Linked DNA regions of Homo sapiens: region 1 is linked to region 2. Evidence: chromatin contacts called from ENCODE Hi-C or POLR2A ChIA-PET data. All regions are on one chromosome and are shown on one strand. Each heading gives the region's core, a stretch centred on a gene start or an enhancer-like site at or near the end of the contact. The rest is flanking DNA. Distances are from core to core; before and after follow the strand shown.

What was found. A loop is a pair of places that touch in the nucleus more often than their neighbours do. ChIA-PET counts read pairs that join two places held with the same protein, here RNA polymerase II (POLR2A). Pooled maps may share reads with other maps.
Region 1: a loop to region 2 is called in a map of heart left ventricle, with 3 times the contacts of the local background. The contact joins two enhancer-like sites. A Hi-C loop is called at or near these places in 3 of 168 maps with a recorded cell type or tissue (heart left ventricle, left cardiac atrium and psoas muscle) and 8 of 50 pooled maps. POLR2A ChIA-PET finds 5 or more read pairs at or near these places in 1 of 52 experiments (OCI-LY7).

Annotation. Positions count from the first base shown.
Region 1 is chr5:68,952,162-68,954,867 of GRCh38, reverse strand. No RefSeq gene overlaps it. Among named protein-coding and RNA genes, the nearest start is that of LINC02198, 76 kb to the left of the region's middle. Within about 2 kb of position 1,392, at least 2 of the 41 ENCODE cell types and tissues checked have a DNase peak (open chromatin) inside an H3K27ac peak, as active enhancers do.
Region 2 is chr5:68,729,552-68,732,521 of GRCh38, reverse strand. The region is part of intron 2 of LOC105379013 (a long non-coding RNA gene); the gene reads left to right. Among named protein-coding and RNA genes, the nearest start is that of LINC02198, 300 kb to the left of the region's middle. Within about 2 kb of position 1,586, at least 6 of the 41 ENCODE cell types and tissues checked have a DNase peak (open chromatin) inside an H3K27ac peak, as active enhancers do.

The DNA of each region.
Region 1 (2,706 bases), core at 143-2,642, 220 kb before region 2:
GATGCTAGTGGTTTTGGGGCCTGCTCCCTCTTCCTGCTACACCCTGTCTTGCTTTTCTGTGTCTCTGAGGCTTACCTCCATATCATTTGTCTATGTCCTTCTCGCTACTATAGCCAGGTGCTGACTATAATAATACCTGCTTTGCATACCTCAGGGATTATTGTGAGGATCAAAGGGGATGATTAACATGTTGTAAGTGCTTTGAGAAGGAAGATGAGCTGCGTCACATGGGTTATTATGATGATTATAACTCCTGGACTGTCTTCAGATGACTAAAAATATCCACCTAGTGTGGACCTTTTCAGCGTATTCTTATCTCTCTTGGACTTCCCTGCACTGGCTGAGAAGCCTGACAGTTTAAAGCAACTGAAGAACTTGCTGGTAGACAGCAGTGTTGGGGGTAGAGAATGCCTGAGTAATGAGTTATCTTCTTTAGGGTCCCAACGGGAAATCTGGTACCCTGGAAAGCGTTAATTTACCTCACTTGAGTGAATGCTTTAGACCCAGCAAGCATTTCATTTGCCCAGGCAGCCCATTGTGATGATGATATTAAATAATCATTATCATTACGTGGAAATTCTGTCACCTTGGGGATTTAGAAAGTGTTTCTCAAGCCATTTATACATAAGCAACCAAAATGAGCAGAATGTTCATCTAGAAGAAAGTATTTGTGAAGAAAACATTTGTTTGTAATTGTCAGCATTTGGCGAAAGCAGAGAATGAAAGAATGAAATGAACCACAGCTTTGGATTCCTTCCAGCGTTTTTTTTCCAATCCCAAATTGTCAGACTAGGGAGGGAAGTCTTCCTGTCATGGACCCTGAGCTCTGGGGAGGAGAGTAAGAGACTTCAACTTCCTTACCCTCTCCATCCAGGAAGTCGTTTCCAAGGGAGCTGTCTCTAGGGAAAAGCAAGAGCCCGTTGGCTAATATTTATTTATAGTCGTATACCCTGTAAACTTGTCTTCTTTTAAAAATTAAGAGCAAAAAAGTGGTTTTGGTTCTTGTTTGTTTGGACCACCTCCAGACAGTCATATCTGTTTTCTTTATTTCTGTGCTAGTTGCTCAACATTGTAGGTCTTGATTGAATTGGTTTTATTCCTAGGTCCTCCCTTATTATTAATGTTCTTATTATTGGTTAGTTCTTCTATGTTTGCAGTGTCCTTGACAATCTTTTTTTATTAGCTGTTCTTTATAACAACTCAGTGAGTTGGATCAGCCTTACTGAATATTTATCCAACAAACTGTCCAACATTTTCTTTTGTTGGTTTTGGTTAGGATTTATTGCAATCTTTTTTTTTTCTTTCTGATAATCATCCTTCTGCAAGAAACGTGTTTCATGCTCTTTCTTGCAGGGTTATATGAGCCAGGGGCTTGTGTCATCTGCTTTCAATTCATGTTTAGTTTCTTCCTCCCCTTCCTGGCTTTCTCACCCTCCTCAAAGTTATCGTTGTTTCTCCTGGTCAGGCAAATGGCCCTCAACTAATCTAAGGCAGGTTTGAGCAGAGGGCTTCGTTTTTGATTTCTTGGCATTTGGGTGCATCTCTAAGTGACCACAGGCTGTCAGCAATTCCACATGGTTTGTTACCAAATAGGCCATTGCTGCTAACATTTTGTGGCTGTTGTTGCTGTGGCTGGATGGATATTACCTCTATGGTGAACCACTGGAATGTATGAAGAGAGAGGTCTCAGGGATGGTTGAGAATTGGTACTGTAGCAAGAAAGGATACCAATTCCGATCACCCAATAAATATCCCTGTCTTCTGAAACCCACCGTCATCATCACCTTTATCACCAGCAGCCGTTCCCCCACAATAGTGGCTACGCTCAGCCTTGCCACCACCATCAAAACCATTTTATTATGTTTCTATCTATGCATGTATACTTAGACATCCTTGTAGCCTAGACACTTATAAGTAAATTGGACCCGCAATACCATTTTGAACTTTGAATTCTTAATATGTCTATTTTCCTTCTTCTGCCTACCACTATACTTTCATATTTCTCAATTGCACTTTTATCTTATTGTAATAATTGTTGACTTGTTTTTCTCATCCACTTGACTCTGGACTTCCTGAGGGTACAGAATGTATCTTATTCTTTATATGTCAAGTACTGTGCTAGGCACCAGGGATATCCATGGGGGGAGGTGTCAAAAAGTGTTTGTTGAATGAATATTTAATGTTCTTTTAATTAAATGAAAAATGCTTTGTAAACCATAAAGATGTTTTATCAACCAGTAAGGATGGTACAAATACAACTTCTTTATTTAATTATAATTGCATTACTTTGTCTTTACAGCAATGAAAGATAGATTTAAATCCTATGAGACTGGACAAATACCTGATCTATCAATTTTATAGAACAAGAATGATGGCAATTAGACTGAATTTGGAAGAGGTTAAAAAGATCAGCCATGGTTTTTTTTGACTTGTTTTTGATGTCTTGCCTGGACACCTGTGGGGATTGAGAGAGCCTGGCAATGGCTAGGAGAATAGCCTCCAAGTATCTCTAAAATTCACTAAAAAAATTCTCAGCCAGTTGCAGGGGCTCACACTTGTAATCCTAGCACTTTGGGAGGCTGAGATGGGAGGATCGCTGGAGCTTAGGAGTTCGAGACTAGCCTGGGCAACATAGTGAGACCTCATCACTACAAAAAAATAAAAATAAAAAATTAGCCTGGTGTGGTGGCATGCCTGTAGTTCCAG
Region 2 (2,970 bases), core at 337-2,836:
CTTGGAATGAGTCAAGTAAAGAGTATATATAGTTTCATTTCAGTATCCCCAGTGGCACATGTAGTTATTAAGATTTAAAGCATTTTGGCCTTGAGATCATGAAATTCCTAGAGCTAGGGGGAAGGGGTGGAGATGAAGGGACAAAGGAAAGGAAGAAGGGTGAGAGGATTCTTGCAAATACCCATAGCTGTTAACACTATTTTATAGAGCACTGTCCATCTGAAAGCCTTGGAGCACTCTGAGGGTCATACCATCAATCCTCACACTGTCCCCTTGCAGGAATAAAGGCAACTGGCAATAGGTATGAAATATGAAAGAAGATGGGGAGTCAGTAGGATGCAAAATGTCACTCAAGTAACTTTTTACCTTGAGCGCGGGGCCAGTGGTCCCAACTCCTTTTTGAATGCAGGGACTGCTCACAGGGCCTTGCCATGGACTGAGTAAAAGAATGAAGACTGCCATCTTGCTTTATGACCCATGGCAGGGGTACACTAGAATTGAACATGATGAAAAATCATTTTAATTGGAATAGGAACAAGGCTAGACTCTTAGGCTGGGCCAAATGATAACTTTACTCATCTCCAATTTAATTATGAGGTTGTTTGCTTGAATGTGGCTACCATTTTAGAGCTACAAAAAGTGACAACATGAAAATACTCACTATTTAAAAATGAGTGAAAAAGTTGCACATAGATGGGTGGAGGAAAGGAACATCATGCCCTTCATTCTAGCCCCTCCCCCAGCACTTATTCCCCACCCAATGAATCTCATTAGTTGGTGTATAAGGGATGAATTGTACTTTAGTCATGGTTGAATGTATCCCATTTCCTTTTGGTATTTTGAGACTTTTTTTTTTTATAATTATGCTTTTGTGATGAGAGAGGTATTGGGATTCTCTGGGGTTTGGGAATATCTTTGCTTTATCCTAAAAGCACCTGTCTATTCCCTCTGTGCAATGGTTTCTAATCCTGCCTAGGATGGAGAGATACAAAATGGGCTTCTAATTTCATGGTTGAAGTGAGAAGAGATAATATCAGCTCAGTTTCCTGCGTAAAAATTATTTCTCATATAAACCTTCTAGAAGTTTGCCTTTGTTGCTGCAACACGGTCAGAAGGATAAGCATGTATATATGTGTACATATAGTTTTCATTCACATGCATTTATAGACTGATCATGAAAAGAAATTCTTTTCTTAACCCAAGATTTAAGAAGTTCTATGTTATCAATATGAGTGCCAGGTGATATCTTTTAAGCATTTTGTAACATGCCCTGAGATACAACCATGGCAAGTATCAGATATATCAGCCCTTTCTAGGGAGCAATATTTTAGGCATCCTTAATGGTGGTTACCTCAAAATGATCATTCCTGCACGGACTCAGCATATTGTTTATGGGCATTTGCTGCAATGTAACATAAAGGGAGCTGAGACAGGAGAGGGTTAAGGAAAATAAATGGGGTCCAGTGTGAACATCTTTCCCCCTTTTCAGCTTTTTAGAAGATAAATGTTTCAGATTTCAATCTGTGGTTCCCAGCAGTTCTTTTGGAACACTGCAGTCGGCCCACAAAAATCGCTACTGCTGAGCCAACCCTAGATAATGCGCCTCAGCAGGGATGACATAATGTGCTAAAAGAAGACTATGATGTAATGCCCATCTCAGAAATCAGAGCCAATTTCCGTTACAAAGCCTTGGAGTCTAGCAGGAGGTAATGAGCTGGCATAAATTGTGCAGCACAGAAAACTTCTAGGTCTGATATTCCTATCTGCATTTTTAAAGGCAAAAAAATTAAAAATGAAACAGAATTCCTAGATCTGCTGGGCAGAGCATCTGCTCACCAAGAGGTCTTGCCCCCTTCCAATTTGGACAGACTGGTACTCCAGGCTCCCTGGATCACCTTGGCCCATGTGGGAAATTGTTGTCTGGGTCTGTAATCTGCACAAAGTGGTGATGTAATTTATAATGTAATTTCAAATTTGTTTCTGCAGATAATGTTTGAGGAGAGGGTGTGGTGTTTGAAGGAGATCGTGCCTTTCCTGAAATATTGGGATAAGTAGGCTGGAAATGCCTAGGAGGAAGCTGGGGGTGAGGAGTGGTGAAGAAAGTCAGAATCACCTTGAAAACTTTATTAGGTGCAACCTGCTCTGGCATGCAGAAGTCTGTGCATGGGGAACCTAAAGGCTCCCAGATAACAAATCTCCTGCAGCCTCCCGTGGATTAATTATGCATTCTGACCTTCTGGGGTGTAGCCTGCCTGGCAACCAGCAACTAGGGTCCAGCTCTTTGTCGTGTTTAACAGAAATGTTGAAAACAGACATAAATTCACCTAAGTAATGATTTAGAGTTCCAGAGAGTAAGGAAAGAAGCACGATCTTTGATTTCAAAAGTGTTCCATCACTACAGTTTTCTATTTTAGTTCATGCTTTCCTTCATTTTATTTTTAATTGCTTGGAGTGTTTGCATGAGGAACACATTTCTATTTTACTTGCCTTCTATGATTTCTCTTATGTTCCTCACTTGGGGCTTGATCCTGTAACATGCGCTGCACAGCAGCAACTCCCTCTGGATGGAACAGTAGTGGTTTTGTGTCACTGCTTGTTGAAGATCAGGCCTTCAGAGCCACAGACCTGGGGGGAACAGGAGTGTGTGTGACAGCATTGGCAGAGAACTGCTGGCTTCACAAACTGCTACTGTGTCTTTAAATAGGGGATAAACATCGGGAGCAGATGACAATTTGCTGGTATAAGAAAACGAGAGAAATAAAACAGAAAACATGACATATAGGCTGAAGAGGAGTTGCTTCTATGACATGCAAACTGAAACGGCATTGCTTTCTAGATCTTTCTATGAAATGCCAGCCAGTCTTTTATTCTTACCTGCTAAAAGGACGGTCACTATCAGAGCCACTGGTGGTCATTTGCAGCCTGATCATGGGTCAAATATTAATACTATTAATGATGATGATAATTTTT